Linked DNA regions of Homo sapiens: region 1 is linked to region 2. Evidence: read pairs that join two places in POLR2A ChIA-PET (ENCODE). Cell type or tissue: PC-3. All regions are shown on one strand. Each heading gives the region's core, and the rest is flanking DNA. Links, peaks and the distances in the headings are about the cores only. Region 1 overlaps COMMD7 (COMM domain containing 7). Region 2 overlaps ASXL1 (ASXL transcriptional regulator 1).

Region 1 (8,000 bases), core at 1-8,000, 320 kb before region 2:
GTGAGCCTCCCACCTCAGCCTCCCGAGTAGCTGGGACCACAAGTGCATGCCACCACTCCCGGCTAATTTTTGTATTTTTGGTAGAGACAGGGTTTTGCCATGTTTCCTAGGCTGGTCTTGAACTCCTGAGTTCAAGCAGTCCACCTGCCTCAGCCTCCCAGAGTGCTGGGATATAGGCATGAGCCACCTAGCCTGGCTGCCTGTTTTTTTATTATTATTATTATTATTTTTTGAGACTAGGTCTGGCTGTGTTGCCCAGGCTGGAGTGCAGTGGCACAATCTCTGCTTACTGCAGCCTCGATCTCCCCAGGCTCAGCCACCCTGCTTGGTCACCTATTTTTATTTCATTTATTTATTTATTTATTTATTTATTTTTATTTTTATTTTTTTGAGACAGAGTCCCACTCCGTTGCCCAGGCTGGAGTGCAGTGGTGCAGTCTCGGCTCACTGCAACCACTGCCTCCTGGGTTCAAGCGATTCTCCTGCCTCTCAACCTCCTGAGTAGCTGGGATTACAGGCATGCGCACTACACCTGGCTAATTTTTGTTGTTGTTGTTGTTGTTGTTGTTGTTGTTTGAGATGGAGTCTCACTCTGTTGCCCAGGCTGGAGTGCAGTGGTACGATCTCGGCTCACTACAACCTCCACCTCCCAGGTTCAAGCGATTATTCTACCTTAGCCGCCTGAGTAGCTGGGACTACAGCCATGCACCACCGTGCCCGGCTAATTTTTGTATTTTTAGTAGAGACGAGGTTTCACCGTATTGGCCAGGCTGGCCTCGAACTCCTGCCCTCGTGATCTGCCCATCTCAGCCTCCCAAGGTGCTGGGACTACAGGTATGAGCCACCGTGCCTGGCCTTAATTTTTTGTATTATTAGTAGAGACGGGGTTTCACCATATTGGCCAGGCTGGTCTCGAACTCCTGACCTCAGGTGATCCGCTTGCCTCGGCCTCCCAAAGTGCTGGGATTACAACCACCGTGCCCGGCCCTATTTTTATTTTAATACTTAGCAAGATATCTGGCCCCTGTGGGTGATCCGTAACTGATTTTTATTTTATTTTATTTTTTTATGAAAAGGAGGTAACTCCCCTTCCCCACTCCCCAACGAGTTCTTTTTAGCAACATACACACAAAAAAGAATAATCAGCAATGAAATGTAGTCATAAGTGGCATTTAATCAAACATTGAACTAAATTCCCCAGGACCGCCAGCCTCATGCACCACCCTACTATTTTTCTCCATGGCACTTTCCCCCTTCTTTTTTGGGGGTTTTTTTGTTTTTGTTTTTAAGACAGAGTCACACTCTATTGCCCAGGCTGGAGTGCAGTGGCACGATCTCGGCTCACTGCAGCCTCCACCTCCTGGGTTCAAGCGATTCTCCTGCCTCAGCCTCCCAAGTAGCTGCGATTACAGGCGCTCACCACCACGCTCAGCTAATTTTTGTATTTTAGTAGAGATGGGGTTTCACCATGTTGGCCAGGCTGGTCTTGAACTCCTGACCTTGAGATCCACCTGCCTCGGCCTCCCAAAGTGCTAAGATTACAGGCGTGAGCCACCATGCCCAGCCTCCCCCTTCTTATACCCTGTATGGCTTATGTTTTACGTTATTGCTGTGGTCTTTCTCCTGCCAGTAGAATGGAAGCCTCATAAGGGCAGAGATTGTTGTCTGTTCAGTTCATTGATGTTTCCCAGCATCTAGCACAGTGCAGGCACATGGCAGTGCTCAGTAAATGTGCGTGTGTGACTACGGACCTCTGTTCTCTGTGAGCCTCACAGGGTGGCTTCAGCTGGTCAGCCTTCAGGGTCAGTACTGACTGGATGAAAGCAGCTCTCCATCCTCTCCCATCTGCTTCCAGGAGTTTTCACCAAGCCTGTGTCCATTCCTTGGGCTCCCATTTGTACACTGAATAAGAACAATGTTTGCTGTTTTTCCAACCGTCTTGGCAAAACTGAAGTCGTCACCCTCACTTCCCTTTGTTTTGTCCTTCATATTGTTTGACAGCTTTGAGGGTTTGGCTAAGGCAGCAGTTCTGGTGAAAATTGGTGCCTGTTGCCAGGCGCATTGGCGCACGCCTGTAGTCCCAGCACTTTAGGAAGCCGAGGCGGGTGGATCACCTGAGGTCAGGAGTTCACAACCAGCCTGACTAACGTGGTGAAAGCCCATCTCTACTAAATACAAAAAAAAATAGCCAGGCATGGTGGCACATGCCTGTAATCCCAGCTACTTGGGAGGCTGAGACAGGAGAATCTCTTGCACCTGGGAGGCGGAGGTTGCAGTGAGCTGAGATTGCACCATTGTGCTCCAGCCTGGGCAACAAAAGTGAAACTCTGTCTCAAAAAAAAAAAAAAAAGAAATTAAAAAAGAAAGAGGACGGGCACAGTGGCTCACGCCTGTAATCCCAGCACTTTGGGAAGCCAAGGCAGGCGGATCACGAGGTCAGGAGATCGAGACCATCCTGGTCTCTACTAAAAATACAAAAAATTAGCCGGGCATGGTGGTGCGTGCCTATAGTCCCAGCTGCTTGGGAGGGTGAGGCAGGAGAATCACTTGAACCTGGGAGGCAGAGGTTGCAGTGAGCCAAGATTGCACCACTGCATTCCAGTCTGGGGGACAGAGTGAGACTCTGTCTCGAAAAAAAAAAAAAAAAAAGTCTCCGTGTCAAAAAAAAAAAAGGGACCATCTCAAAGTTATCTGTGTTTGAAGAAGGATGTTCTTAAATTTCCCCACGTGTCATGTTCTGCTGACTGCAGCTGTTGGAGTTTACACAATTTTCTTTTTTTTTTTTTTAAAGGTCTGGGGTACATGTGCAGGGTGTGCAGATTTGTTACATAGTATGCCATGGTGGTTTGCTGCACCTGTCAACCCATCACCTAGGTTTTTTTTTTTTTAATTTGAGACGGAATCTTGCTCTGTCACCAGGCTAGAGTGCAGTGGCGCGATCTTGGCTCACTTCAACCTCTGCCTCCTGGGTTCAAGCAATTCTCCTGCCTCAGCCTCCTAAGTAGCTGGGACTACAGATGCATGCCACCATGCCCAGCTAATTTTTATACTTTTTAGTAGATACGGAGTTTCACTACATTGTCCAGGATGGTCTCGATCTCTCTCTTTTTTTTTTTTTTTTTTTTTTTTTGAGACGGAGTCTTGCTCTGTGGCCCAGGCTGGAGTGCAATGGCACGATCTCGGCTCACTGCAACCTCTGCCTCCCGGGTGCAAGCAATTCTCCTGTCTCAGCCTCCTGAGTAGCTGGGATTACAGGCGCCTGCCACCACGCCCGGCTAATTTTTGTATTTTTAGTAGAGATGGGGTTTCATCATGTTGGTCAGGCTGGTCTCGAACTCCTGACCTCATGATCTGCCCACCTCGGACTCCCAAAGTGCTGGGATTACAGGCATGAGCCATCGTGCCCAGCCCTCAGTCTCGATCTCTTGACCTTGTGATCCACCCGCCTCGGCCTCCGAAAGTGCTGGGATTACAGGCACGAGCCACCACGCCCAGCCCATCACCTAAGTATTAAGCCCAGCATGGAATAACTATTTTTCCTAATGCTATCCCTCCCCCCACCCCACCCTCCAAGAGGCCCCACACAATTTTCATTCTGTCTGACATAAGGTCAAATGTTGCAGGTCTGTCTTGTGGCTGGCATTTGCTTAGGACAAAGGAATCACCACAGGAAAAAGCTGAAAAAGAAGTTAAGAGCTTGAGGCCTAGCATGATGCCAATCCATGTTTCAAGTCTGGCCTCTGCCCTCCAGAGGTAACTTCAGGATGGAGAGCTTGCTCTTCCATCCCTGCAGCTTTGTTGACTTCATTGTCAGCAACTGTCAAGGCATTGCCTGATACCGCAGCACCAAGATAGCGTCTGAGAATGACCTGGTGTAGAAAGAACTTGGTGTGGGGACCCTCTGGCCTATAAGCCACTTGGCTCTGTCAGTTGCTGACTGTTGTGGCCTTGTTCCTTTAACTGTTTCCTTTTTTTTTTTTTTTTAAGTAACATTTTTTTTTTTTAGACAGAGTCTCACTCCGTCGTCCAGGCTGGAGTGCAGTGGTGTGATCTCGGCTCACTGCAACCTCTGCCTCCCAGGTTTAAGCGATTCTCCTACCTCAGCCTCCCAAGTAGCTGGGACTACAGGCGTGTGCCACCACGCCCAGCTAATTTTTGTATTTTTAGTGGAGACGGGGTTTCACCACGTTGACCAGGCTGGTCTCAAACTCCTGACCTCAAGTGATCCACCCGCCTCAGCCTCCCAAAGTGCTGGGATTATGGGCGTGAGCCACCACCCCCGGCCAAAGTAACACTTATTTTTATTTATTTATTTTTAGAGATAGAGTCTTGCTCTGTCACCCAGGCTGGAGTGAAGTGGTGCCATCATGGCTCACTGCAGCCTCAAACTTCTGGGCTCAAGCGATCCTCCTATTTTAGCCTCCTGAGCAGCTGGATTACAGGTGTGCACCTCCACACCCAAGTAATTTTTTATTTTTATTTTTGTAGAGGCAGGGTTTTGCTATGATGCCCAGGCTAGTCTCAAATTCCTAGCCTCAAGCAATCCTCTCACCTCAGCTTCCCAAAGTGCTGGGATTATAGGTGCCTTTCCTTTTTTTCTTGACATTATATTATGCAGATTGGTCCATCAACAGCTACTGAGCTACATCTATTTTTTTTTTTTTTTTTTTTGAGATGAGGTCTCACCCTGTTACATAGGCTGGAGTGCAGTGATGCAATTATGGTTCACTGTAGCCTCAACCTCCTGGGCTCAAGCCATCCTCCCACCTCAGCCTCCTGAGTAGCTGGGACCACAGGCCTGTGCCACTATACCTTGCTAATTTTTTTATTTTGTAGAGATGGGGTCTCCCTGTATTGCCCAGACTGGTCTTGAACCCCTGGGCTCAGGTATCCTCCCACCTCAGCCTCCCAAAGTGCTGGGATGACAGCACTTGGCCTTACATAATTTTTTTTAAGCCTGGATAGCAATCCATTGTAAGGATTCTTGCATTCAACGTGCTTTTATTGAGTGCCAACCAATAAACTTTGCCAGGCATTTCTCTCAGAGCTTGGGACACAGCAGTAGGCAAAATGAGCCTAGTCTTTGTTCTTATCAAGCTGGTGTTCTAGTGGAAAAATTGATAATAAATATATAACATAAAGTTGGGTAGTTATAAATGCAATGCAGAATATCCCACAGCATTATACGAGTATGAGTAAAGGGCAGTGCTATTTAAATTAGAATGAGGCTGGGATTGGCAGCTCATGCCTGTAATCCCAGCATTTTGAGAGGCCAAGGTGGGAGTATTGCTTGAGTGCGGGAGTTTGAGCTGGCAAGATAGTGAGACTCTATCTCTAGAAAAAAAAATTAAAAATTAGTCAAGCATTGTGGAGCATGCCTGTAGTCCCAGCTACTTAGGAGCCTGAGGTGGGAGGATCCATTAAGCCCAGGAGGTCAAGGCTGTAATGAGCCGTGATTACACCACCGCACTCCAGCCTGGGTGACAGAATGAGATTAAAAAAAAAAAAAAGTAAAAAAAGAAAAAATGTGAAATAGAATGGTCGGGGATCCTTTCTGAGGAGGTAAGAGTCAGGCAGAACCCTGAATGAAGCGAAGGGATGAGCTATGTGCAGAGAACTGCAAGGGCAAATGGCCAGGGGTAGAAAGCTGTCTGGCATATTCTAAAAATAGCACAGTAAGCAAGGGAGAGAGCCTAGGGGTTCTAAGAGGAGGCCAGAGCATGCAGGGTGTTGTACAACCTTTGGATTTTACTGTGAGTGAAATAGGAGATAGTAGAGGGTTTTGAGCAGAAAAAATAGCATGGTCTGACCTGAGGTTTTTGTTTGTTGTTTTTGTCATCGTTTGTTTTTGAGACGGAGTCTCGCTCTGTCGCCCAGGCTTGAGTGCAGTGGCAGATCTCGGCTCACGGCAACCTCCACCTGCCAGGCTCAGATGATTCTCCTGCCTCACCCTCCTGGCTAATTTTGTAACAGGCGCCCAGCCTGTTTTTTTTTTTTTTTGAGACAGAGTTGCTCTGTTGCCAGGCTGTAATGCAGTGGTGCCGTCTCTGCTCACTGCACCCTCAGCCTCCCAAGTAGCTGGGACTACAGGCGCATGCCACCACACCCGGCTAATTTTTGTACTTTTAGTAGAGACGGGGTTTTGCCACGTTGGCCAGGCTGGTCTCGAACTACTGACCTCAAGTGATCCACCCCCTCAGCCTCCCAAAGTGCTGGCATTACAGGCATGAGCCACCGTGCCTGGTCTCTCCATGACCTTTCATCCCTACTATCCACATTGCTAAAGAGCTTCCCCTGTATATCTCAGCGTGCTTTTGGGTGCAGCTTGGTTGGGTGAATTCTTGGCAGTGCAATTCTTGACTATCTGCATTTGCCAAATTTTCTCCCAAAAATGCTTAATGTTTCCTGGTAAACTAAGTTAAAATAATAGCTGGGCATGGTGGCTCATGTCTGTAATCCCAGCACTTTGGGAGGCCAAGGTGGGTGGATTGCTTGAGGTCAGGAGTTTGAGACCAGCCTGGGCAACATGGCAAGACCCTGTCCCTACAAAAATTCAAAAAATTAGCTGGGCATCATGGCACACGCCTGTAGTCCCAGCTATGTGGGAGGCTGAGGTGGGAGGATTGCTTGAGCCCCACCCACCCACCCCGGTGTGGTAGGAGGTGAGCTGAGATTGCCCAACTGCACTCCAGCCTGGGCGATAGAGTGAAACCGTGTCTCACTGTCTCAAAAAAAAAAAAAAAGTTACAATAATAAAGCCCAGTGTTTGGGGATTGTCAAATAAAGCATTGGGTTTGAATTGGATATAAACTAAGACACTGTATTCATGGTAGTTAGGAGTTATTTGGATTGGCTGGGAAGTAGCCACCTTCTCAGAGGGCCTTTATGGCTAAGGTTTCCCGGGGTCTTGCCTTTTTTATTCCGTGTGGCTTCCTTGCTCAGTCTGATTTTGGAGATAAAAGATTTCCTCCCTTTGTTTATATGGTTGATTTTACCGGTACAACAGCCTTTAGGATTGTTTTTCTGGAGTGAGTTGGGGGTGGGGACTTGGGTTTAGGGTATAGGTTCAGGGCCTTCCCTTGATGGTGGTTGGCATCTTCCTATTCTTTAATTAGTCATTTTCTGGTGAACTAAAAAGTGGAAAATTTGAGAGTGGTTGCCAAATTGTGACTGGGGATGTAGCCTGCAGGTTAAACATTGAGAAGCCCAGATTGCTGGCTTTGTTTTCAGGAATTGGAGCCTAGCAAAACAAGGTGACCACCACAGGGAAGTGTTCCTAGGGCTTCTGAGAAGTTTTGACAGCCCCTCTGGAAGTGACTTGTGAATTGTAGAGGTTAGTCTGTTTAGTCCATCTTGGTGTACTGTGTGAAAGCTAACTTCTTAGGACAATGCCATCCAATAGAACTTTCTTTGCAGATGTAAATGGTCTGTAATCTTCAGTGTTCAGTATAATGGTCACTGGCCTTGTGTGACTGTTTGACACAGGAAATAGCTAGTGAGACTGAGGAATGGAATTTTAAATTTTATTTAATTAAAATTTGCATAACCACATGCAATAGTGGCTACATAATGCATTGTGGAGCTCTAGGTGGTTGCCCCCTGTGCCCAACCTGACATTACACTCCCCTGCCTCTTGCTCCAGGAATTCGTATCCTTACTCATTCCTCAGACCAGTTGCTCCATCCCCAAGTCCGTGAAGTCTTTTCTGTTGTCTCTGACTTCTCTCACACTGGTTGGAGGGATAAATAATTGTGTTGTACAATTAAAAAAAAAATATGTGCCAGGCATGGTGGCTCTCACCCCTTTAATCCTAGCACTTTGGGAGGCCAAGGTGAGCAGATCACTTGAGGTCAATAGTTCAAGACCAGCCTGGTCAACATGGTAAAACCCAGTCTCTACTAAAAATACAAAAATTGGTTTGGTGTGGTGGCGCACGCCTGTAGTCCCAGCTGTTCAGGAGGCTGAGGCATGAAAATCACTTGAACCCAGGAGGTGTAGGT
Region 2 (11,033 bases), core at 1,291-9,290:
ATCCCAGCACTCTAGGAGGCTGAGGCAGGTGGATCACCTGAAGTCAGGGGTTTGAGACCAGCCTGGCAAACATGGTGAAGCTCTGTCTCTACTAAAAATACAAAAACTAGCCAGACATGGTGATGCATGCCTGTAATCACAGCTACTTGGGAGGCTGAGGCAGGATAATCGCTTGAACCTGGGAAGCGGAGGTTGCAGCGAGCCAAGATCATGCCACTGCACTTCAGCCTGGGTGACAGAATGAGACTCCGTCTCAAAAAAAAGAAAAAAACTGAATTTTTAAGGATAAAAGGTATAATTCTGGATAAGAGTAACAGATTTAACATGGGAAAGATAAAGACTAGTGAAATGAAGATCAGTAGAAACTACCCAAAACAAAGAGAATCAAATGACTAAAAAACATAACAGTGCATCAGTGAGTTGTATGACTACTTCAAGCAGCCAAATATACATGTAATTACAGACTCCAGATGCGGTGGGGAAGTACAAAAGAAAAATATTTCAAGAAATAGTAGCTGAATACGTAAATTTCATCCATGAAGCTCAAGAGAATTCAAACACAAGAAATATGACGCAAACTACAACAAAGTATATAATAAACACATTGCTGAAAAAGCAGTGATAAAAAGAAAATCTTAAAAATTAACCAAAAAAGGCAAAAAAGATAAATTTGCTCGCTGAAGAACAAAGATTAAAATAACAACAGATTTTACAGGAGAAATAATGCAAGCTAGAGACAGTGGAGCAACATCTTTAAAGTACACAATGAAAAAAACCTGTCAACCTAGAATTCTGTATCAAAGGAATATATCTTTCTAAAAACAAGAGGAAGTACTTTTTCAAACACACCAAAGCTTAAAGATATCACCAGCAGACCTACACTACAAGAAACACATTAAAGGAAGTCCTCTGGCAGAAAGAAAATCTGAACTGACGAGAAAAAACTGAAGAAAATCTGGCAGATGAGAATCTGGAACCGCTCATAGGCAATAAAGAACACCAGAAATGGAAAACATATAAAGTAAAAGACATTTTTTCTTACTTTTAAAATCTTTTTAGGCCAGGCATGGTGGCTCATGCCTGTAATCCCAGCACTTTGGGAGGCCAAGACAGGCGGATCACTGGAGCTCAGGAGTTCGAGACCTGCTGGGCCAACGTGGCAAAACCCCATCTCTACTAATAATACAAAAATCAGCCAGGCATGATGGGGCGCACCTGTAATCCCAGCTACTCAGGAGGCTGAGGCATAAGAATCACTTGAACCCAGGAGGCAGAGGCTGCAGTAAGCCAAGATTGCACCACTGCACTGTAGCCTGGGCAACCGAGTGAGACTCCGTCTCAAAAAAAAAAAAATTGTTTTAAAAAAATTGACTACTTAAATGAAAAATAATAATGTATTGTGGAGTTTACAACATATGTAAAAGTGAAGTGTATGACAAACATAGCACAAAGTCTGAAGGGAAAATGAAGTGTACTGCTATAAGGTTCTTGTAATATAGGTGAAGTGGTATAATATTAAAGACTGAGTTTCACAAGCTGAACTCAATAAACACTAAAGCAGCCACTAAAATAACAAAGTACTAATGAGCCAAGAAAGGACTTAAAAATGAACCACTAAAAAATCCTCAATCCAGGCCAGGCATGGCGTAGCTCACTCCTGTAATGCCAGCACTTTGGGAGGCCAAGGGCAGGGATCACTTGAGGTCAGGAATTCGAGACCTGCTTGGCCAACATGGCAAAAGCCCATCTCTACTAAAAATACAAAAATTAGGCCAGGCACGGTGGCTCACGCCTGTAATCCCAGCACTTTGGGAGGCCAAGGCGGGCAGATCACAAGGTCAGGAATTTGAGACCAGCCTGGCCAATATAGTGAAACCCTGTCTCTACTAAAAATACAAAACATTAGCTGGGTGTGGTGATGGGCGCCTGTAATACCAGCTACTTGGGAGGCTGAGGCAGGAGTATCGCTTGAACCCAGGAGGCGGAGATTGCAGTGAGCCGAGATCGCGCCACTGCACTCCAGCCCAGGTGACAGTGCGAGACTCTGTCTCAAACCAAAAAAAAAAAAAAAAAAATAGCCAGGTGTGGTGGCACGCACCTGTAATCCCAGCTACTTGGGAGGCTGAGACAGGAAAACTGCTTGAACCCAGGAGGCAAAGGTTACAGTGAGTTGAGATTGCACCACTGCACTCCAGCCTAGACGACAGAGTGACAGTCCATCTTAAAAAAACAAAAACGAAAAAAACACCACATCAGACAAATAGAAAAGATGGTTGTTTAAACTCTATAAAAATCAGTAAACATCCAGCCGCAGTGGCTCACACCTGTAATCCCAGCACTTTGGGAGGCTGAGGTGGGCGGATCACAAAGTCAGCAGTTTGAGACCAGCCTGGCCAATATGGTGAAACCCCATCTCTACTAAAAATACAAAAATTAGCCGGGTGTGGTGTCAGGTGCCTGCAGTCCCAGCTACTTGGGAGGCTGAGGCAAGAGAATGACTTGAACCCGGGAAACGGAGGTTGGAGTGAGCTGAGATCGTGCCACTGCACTGCAGCCTGGGCGACAGGGCGAGACTCCATCTCAAAAAAAAATCAGTAATCACATTAAACATAAATAGTCTACAAACTCCAATTAAAAGGCAAACACTATCAAACTGGATAAAAGCAAGATCCCAAACACATGATGCCTGGGAAAAAAAACCACTTTAAACATAAAGACACAGGTGATAAGTTTTTTTAAAATATAAAAATATATGCCAAACACTAATCAAATGAAAAGCACGAGTAGCTATATTATGAGACAAAGTAAGTTCTGTCATTTCAAAATGACAGAGACCAATTCATCAAGATGACGACAATCATAAATGCTTATGTACCTTATAAGTAAATTTCAAACCAAAAACAAACAGAATTGAGATTTTAACACCTCTCTCTATAATTGATAGAACAGAAAATCGGTAAGAATACAGAAGACTTAAACATTATCAATCAACAAGCAAAACAGAATTGAGATTTTAACACCCTCTGTCTATAACTGATAGAATAGGAAATCGGTAAGAATACAGAAGACTTGAACATTATCAATCAACAAGCCAATCAACATTAATAGAATGCTCTACCTAACAACAGTAGAATACACATTCTTTTCAAGTGCCCGTGGAACCTTTATCAAGACACCTTATTCTGATCCATAAAACAAGTCTCAATCAATTTAAAAGGATTCAAATCATATAAGGTATGTTCTCTTACCACAATGGAATTAAATCAAAAATCAGTAACAGTAAGATCTCTGGATTTTTATTCCCAAAATATAATATCACACTTCTAAATAATCAGTAAGTTAAAGAATAAATCAAAAGAAAAATTAGATATTTTAAGCTGAATGAAAATTAAAACATAGCATATCAAAATGTGTGTGTGCATTAAATGTCTATCTTAGAAAAGAGGAAAGATTTCAGGGCTGGGAGCAGTGGCTACCCGCCTCAGCCTCCCAGCACAGGCGTGATCTGCCCGCCTCGGCCTTCCAACACTTTGGGAGGCCGAGGCGGGCAGATCACGAGGTCAAGAGTTCAAGATCAGCCTGGCCAACATAGTGAAACCCCATCTCTACTAAAAATACAGAATTAGCTGGGCATGGTGGCAGGCACCTGTAATCTCAGCTACTCGGGAGACTGAGGCAGGAGAATTGCTTGAACCCAGGAGGCAGAGGCTGCGGTGAGCCAAGATTGCGCCACTGCACTCCAGAGTGGGCAACAAGAGCAAATCTCCATCTCGGAAAAAAAAAAAAAAAATCAGCTAGGCTTGGTGGCACACGCCTGTAATCCCAGCTTCTCGGGAGACTGCAGTGAGATGACTGCTTGAGCCCAGAAGTTAGAGGCTTCAGTGAGCCATGATCATGCCACTAGCACCCCAGCCTGGGTGGCACAGCAAGACCTTGGCTCTAAAAATAAATAAATAACAAATAGCTAGATGGTGGACTTAACCCAACCATATCAATAATTAAATACACATGGTCCAAGCATCCCAAGTAAAAGACACATTAGGAAAAACTAGACACACATTAGGTCCAAGCATCCCAAGTAAAAGAATTAGGGAAAAAAAAAAAATCAAGGTCCAACTACAAATATAATGAAACAGACAGTATAACACAAAAGGATGGAAAAAATATACCATGCAAAAACTAAGCACTGAAAAGAACTGGAGTGACTATATCAATATCAAAGTAAATTTCAGAAAAAAGTATTGCCAGGAAGAGCAGAAATTTTACTAAAACACAAAAACCTTGGCTGGGCTTGGTGGCTCACACCTGCAATCCCAGCACTTTGGGAGGCCAAGGCAGGAGGACTGCTTGAGCTCAGAAGTTCAAGACCAGCCTGGGAAACATAGCCAGACCTTATCTCTACTAAAAATCAAAACTTAGCCAGGCATGGTGACACACACCTGTACTCTCAGCTACCTGGGAGGCTGAGGTGAGAGGATCGCTTGAGCCTGGAAGATCGAGGCTGCAGTGAGCTATAATATAATCTTGCCATTGCACTCCAGCCTGGGCAAGAGAGTAAAGCTCTGCCTCAAATACAACGAAAACAAAAACTTGAATTTAAGATGGTGAAGCCACTTTGGAAAACAGCTTAGCTATTTCTTTAAAAGTTAAACAGAAATTACCACCCAACCCAGCAATTACTCCAAGGTTTATCTACCCAAGAATAATGAAACTGTATGTCCACATAGAAACTTACACACAAATATTTATTCACAGCAGCATTACTCACAGCAGCCAAAAGGAGGAAGTAGTCCAAATGTCTATCAACTGAAGAATGAATACGCAAAATGTGGTACATCTATACAATGAGATACTATCCTGCAATATACAGAAATAAACTGCTAGCCAACTGTAATGGTTCACACCTGTAATCCCAGCACTTTGAGAGGCATAGGTGGGAGGATTCCTTGAGGCCAGGAGTTTGAAATCAGCCTGGGCAACAGAGTGAGATCCTGTCTCTACCAAGAAAAAAAAAAAATTAGCTGAACATGGTGGTGTGCGCCTGCAGTCCCAGCTACTCAGGAGGCTGAAGTGGGAGGATTGCTTGAGTTTAAGCCTGCAGTGAACTATGATCGTGCCGCTGCACTTCAGCCTGGGTGACAGAGCAAGACCTTGTCTCCAAAAAGAAAAAAAAGAAAAAAGAAATAAATTGCTAATACACATCACAAGACAAATAAATCTCAAATACTTCACACTAAGTAAAAGACGCCAGACTCAAAGTGTTATATAATGTAGGATTCAATTTATATGGCATTCTGGAAAAGACAGTACTGCAAGGACAGAGAACAAATCAGTGGTCACCAGGAGCTGGGGGTGAAAAAAGAAGCTGACTACAAAAGGATACAGGGAAAGTTTCTGGGATGATGAAACTGTTCTGGATCTTAATTATGGTGGTGGCAGGGCACACTGGCTCATTCCTGTAATCCTAGCACTTTGGGAGGCTGAGGCAGGAGGAGCACTTAAGGCCAGGAGTTTGAGGCTGCAGTGAGCTACGATCATGCCACTGCATTCCAGCCTGGGTGACAGTGAGACTGTCTCAAAAATATATTTTTTTAAATTAAAAAAGAATCATGGGTGGGGATTACATATCTGTATATAGATCTGTCAAAACTTACAAGACTATACACAAAAAAAGGTGAATTTCCTGTATTTTAAAATGGAAGTATGTTAGCACCAATAAAATATACAGCATACCCTGACTTATGATTTTTTGAGTTTACGATGGTATATGAAAGTGATATGCATTGAAGAGAAGCCATACTCTGACTACTCATACAACTATTGTTTTTCACTTTAGTATTCAATAAATTATATAAGATATTCAACACTTTATTACAAATAGGCTTTGTGTTTGATGATTTGCCCACTGTAAACTAATTTAAGTGTTCTAAGTGCATTTAAGGTAGGCTAAGTTAGGATTTACAGCAGGTTAGTCATATTAAATGCATTTTCAACTTAATATTTTCAACTTAAGGTGGGCTTACAGGGACACAAAAACATCATAAGTCAAGGACCATCTGTACTAGGATAATTGCATTCAAGCCATATATGGCATATATTTAAATAGCACTGTTAAAATACCAAATATAACTTTAAAACAAATTTGAACTAAAGAAATCAAACTCTCACAAAGCTGTATACTTGTACACTAAAAAGGGTGAATTTGGCTGGGCGTGGTGGCTCATACCTCTAATCCCAACACTTGGGGAGGCCAAGGTGGGTGGATCACCTGAGGTAAGGAGTTTGAGACCAGCCTGGCCAACATGGTGAAACCCTGTCTCTACAAAATTAGCCTGGCAGGCACCTGTAATCCCAACTACTTGTGAGGCTGAGGCAGGAGAATCGCTTGAACCCAGTAAGTAAAGGTTGCAGTGAGCCGAGATTGTGCCACTGCACTCCAGCCTGGACAACAGAGCGAGACTCTGTTTCAGAAAAAGAAAAAGGCGGGGCAGGGGGGCGGTGGTAAATTTTACTGTACGTAAATTATGCCATAAACTGAGAGGGAAAAAAAACAAAAACAAGATACTATTATACACTCACAATACTCAGTCCCATTCCCAGCAACATATACACCCCAGAGAAGTGAATGCACACATGCATCAGGAGACACATACACAAGCACTAAATGCAGCTGTTTGTTACAGCAAGAACCAGAAACAACCCAAATACATGCTAAGAACAGGTAAATCATATGGCACGTTGATAGCATAAGATGATACACAGCAGAAAATATGAAGTATTTCTATAAATGCACCAACATAGATCAAGCTCAGAAATGAGAGGCAAAAGCAGCAAATCAGAGAAAATACATCCACCAGTATGATTTCATTGACATAAAAATATATTTTAAAGCAGGAAAAATTATTATTTAGGACTTAAACTTCAGTAACACATGTGGGTTAAAAGCAAAAGAATCATTAATATGAAAAATCTGAATAGAGGTTTCTAAAGCAGTGAGGGAAAGGAAAATGCTCAGAGGCTCCAAAAGGGTGTATACTCTAGAGGGGTGGGGGAAAATAAATAAATAAAATAGAGTGTAAAAGATGTTTTGTTTGACGATGGTTGGATGTGGGGGCGTGCAATTTATTTTTAGCTATTATTCTTTAAAGGAACACAAACTCTGTATATACATATTTTAAAATAAATTATATATTTCATAACAAGGAAAGTAAAAACAATATATTCCCACAATAAAAACATACATGCCCAGGTCTTATAGGCATGATCTACCAAAAAGAATGAATAATCACTATCTTAAAGAGACTACTACTGAGAATCAAGAGAGGAAAAACAGCACAGCTTGTTTTGATAATAAAACTGGAAAAGGCCTGAAATTAGAATGTAACACTTGTAAATACAGATGCAAAAATTCTCAATAATTTATAACCTAAATCCAGCAATGTATATTTAAAAGGAAAATCATGTTGAAGTACCATTTATCCTAGGAATGCAAGGATGCTTGAGCACTGGAAAAAAAGAATCTATTAACATAACTCACTATATTACCAAATTAAAGGAAATAAAATACATCTCTTTACCCAAAGGAATAAAAAATTTGGCCAAGCATGGTGGCTGACGCCTGTAATCCCAACACTTTGGGAGGCTGAGGCGGGCAGATGACCTGAGGTCAGGAGTTCGAGACCAGCCTGGCCAACATGGTGAAACTCCATCTCTACTAAAAAATACAAAAATTAGCCAGGCATGGTGGTGCATGCCTGCAGCCCCAGCTACTCGGGAGGCTGAGGCAGGAGAATTGCTTAAGCCTGGAAGACAGAGGTTGCAGTGAGCCAAGATCAAGCCACCGCATTCCAGCTGGGGTGACAGAGCAAGACTCTGTCTCAAAATAAATAAATAAATAAATAAAATATATCTTCGGTGTTGAGGAAGGTGGCAAGAATGGAAGGAAGGAGACCAGTTAGGAAGCTACTAAAATAACCTAAGAGATGAAGGTGGCTTAAACCACTCTGGTGGCAGAGAGAGTGATAAAATGAGATATATTCTGAAGATAGAGCCAACAGGATTTATTCGTGATTACATGTGCCACAAGAGCAAAGGGACAGACTCCAAAATTGATGACTCCCAGGTTTCTGATTTAAGCAACTTAAAAAATGGAGTTCCCACTAATTTATACAGCCAACACAAGGGTGGAACAGGTTGGTTTTGCACATGTTAATTTTGAGATGCCATTAGATATCCGAATAGAGATACTGAGGAGGTAACTGAATATATGAGTCTGACGTTCAAAAGGAATATCCAGGATGGGGATATAACTTGGAAGTCATCAATGACAGAGAAACAAATGGAGAAGCAAAGAGAATAGTTAGCAAAGCAAAGGAAGATGAGATCTAAGCGTTGCAGAGGGAGATGCTGAAAAGAACCAAGCAGATTCATCCCCTGAACTGCAGACAGGCTAAGAGCTTAAACCAGACAAGGATGGAGTATGGAGTGGAAAACATGGGGATTATTTAAAGTGTGCATCAGGAGATAGACATCTCTACTTCAGAACCATGCATCGAAGTAAAAACCACTTCCCCACTTCTGTAAGAGACAAGTGAAGTCACAAAACCACAATGCACTGAATTCGCCAGTAGTATTTAAGAGCCTGACTCTCAAGCATCACACCTCAATCAAGGATCAGCAGGCATCTGAGTAAGGCTATGATGTGAAAGAAACAGGGCATGACAAATAGAAAAGCCTGGGCTGGATATTATATACATAATATTAAATTTTTTATGTATTTTATTTATATTTTGAGACAGGGTCTTGCTCTGTCTCAGTCTCGGCTCACTGAAACCTGTCTCCCAGTTCCAGTGATTCTCGTACCTCAGCCTCCTGAGTAACTGGGATTATGGGGGTGCACAACCATGCCCAGTTAATTTTTGTTTTTTTGTTTTTTTAGTAGAAGGGGTTTCACCATGTTGGCCAGGCTGGTTTTGAACTCCTGACCTCAAGTGTTCCTCCCACCTCAGCCTCACAAAGTGCATGAGCCACTGCACCTGGCTTAAATTTTTCATTTGCATTATGAAATGTTTCTAACATAAAGTTAAATACTGACAGTATCAGAACAAACAGCTAGTTACGCACCAGCTGGAAAAACTGTAAAATCATTTCCCAGACCTGAGACACATGAGTTGCTAGACCTAATAGCACAAAGGGCGAGAAAAGACCCACATCAAGGTACATAATCGTGGAAAAAAAGATCCTAAAAACTTTCGGGGAGAGGTAGCAAAAAAAAAAAAAAAAGAGAGAGAGAGGTCATACACAAAAGATCAGGAATCAATATGGCATTTGATTTCGATTTCAGAAGTAACAATGGGCCGGGCACGGTGGCTCTCATCTGTAATCCCAGCACTTTGGGAGGCCAAGGCTGGCAGATCACTTGAGGCCAGGAGCTTGAGACCAGCCTGGTCAACATGGCGAAACCCCATCTCTAATAATTATACAAAAAACAGCTGGGCATGGTGGCACACACCTGTAATCCCAGCTATTCCAGTGGCTAAGGCATGAGAATTACTTAAACTCGGGAGGTGGAGGTTGCAGTGAGCCGGGATCATGCCACTGCACTCCAGCCTGGGCAACAGAACAAGACTCTGTCTCAAAAAAAAAAGTAACCCCAAATATGACTGTTTTCTTTTGAGAAAAAAAAAAACTTACACTTTGGAGGTTTTCAAACATTCCATTCCATGAGAAAAAGATCTTGCTAATAAACATTCCATACTACACATCTCCTTGTTGACACTAAAAATTACTATTGTAAACCAATTCAACTGTTGGCACTGAGAACTGCTGCCACAGCACCTCTTCTATGTGTTTTTCCACTGCCTTTATTCAACAAACATTTATTGAATACCTACCATAAGAGCTCCTAGGGATATAAACAAGAACAAAATAATACAGATTCTCTGCCCCTAAGGCCCAGTCAGGAGAGACACATCAAACAATCACCCAAATAATTATAAACTTGTGATAACAAGTAAGGTTTGGACACAGGAAAATCCAATTTAGAGATAAATGAAGGATCCTCTTAAGAACTGAGGTAAGTTGTCAGCTCTTGAAACCTGTGGCCAGGAAAAAGTGGAGGAGAAAGAGTTCAAAATGGGAAATCCTGAAACTGGAAAAAGCTTAAGGAATTCAAATTACTGAAAGAAGGGCAGTGTGGCCAAACAAGGTTTGGATTTTTCTGCAACTGCCATGGGAAACCATGGATAAGTATCAAACATAGATCTGTTATAATCAAATTATGTTTTGAAAAAAATCCCTCTGGCCACTGGATTAAAAGGAGCAAAGCACTGGATCGTAAGGGGGCGAAGTGAAAGTAAGTAGACCAGGCAGAAGCTATTTCAGTATCCAGCATAACGGGATAATTTAGGATAGGGTGGTGGCAATGGAAATGAAGACTAAAAAAAAAAAGTTGAAGTTTTAGAAGTAGAATTGTCAGGACAGATAACTTTCCAAAGAAAACCAGCTCAAAGAGTCATCTGTATTTCAAAAAAGAAGACTAAAACAAAATAATTAGCTAATGCATTTAAGAAGTATCATACAAGCAAAGCCCATTTAGCACCACTGCATCAAAAAAGACAGCATCATTCAGAAGAAATTATACATATTTTTGCTCCCTACTCCTCTCATGATGTACAAATTAATTAAGCTATTCCTCCAGATCCTTGAGCATGCTTCTCAAACATTTGAGAACTGACTCATTTAGCTGAAGCTTCAAAGTTCCTAACCTGTCCTCTCTGTATTAAAAACAAATCTCTGAACCAAAAGTGTTACTTTGTACAATTTACTTAAACTCTCACAGGCAATTTCCTCATTATTATAGGACTTGGAAACATATTTATGCTTCAAAAGGACCAATATAAGGAGTATAACGTCTGTCTGGAATACAGTTAGCACTCAAACATCAGGTTCCATTTTTTCTTCCAGATTTAGCTAAGCTAGAAGCAACTTTCTTAGACTAAACAAATTCTTCAACTAACTCTCCCCAAAAGCCT

Evidence for each region. Peaks named below come from ENCODE experiments on the same cell type or tissue, not always from the same donor. Only the 100,000 strongest peaks of a DNase experiment are listed, where the experiment ranks them.
Region 1: POLR2A ChIA-PET joins it to region 2 with 23 read pairs; 2 of 35 experiments call an interaction of 5 or more read pairs at or near these places.

What each region holds. Positions count from the first base shown.
Region 1 is chr20:32,707,400-32,715,399 of GRCh38, reverse strand. All of the region lies in intron 3 of COMMD7 (COMM domain containing 7), which reads left to right. Among named protein-coding and RNA genes, the nearest start is that of COMMD7, 32 kb to the left of the region's middle. RefSeq lists a silencer at 3,719-4,013 and an enhancer at 6,032-6,538. In PC-3, for the core only: no CTCF peak of the experiment used is centred there; no DNase peak of the experiment used is centred there.
Region 2 is chr20:32,385,039-32,396,071 of GRCh38, reverse strand. All of the region lies in intron 4 of ASXL1 (ASXL transcriptional regulator 1), which reads right to left. Among named protein-coding and RNA genes, the nearest start is that of ASXL1, 32 kb to the right of the region's middle. In PC-3, for the core only: no CTCF peak of the experiment used is centred there; no DNase peak of the experiment used is centred there; H3K27ac peaks cover 413 bases.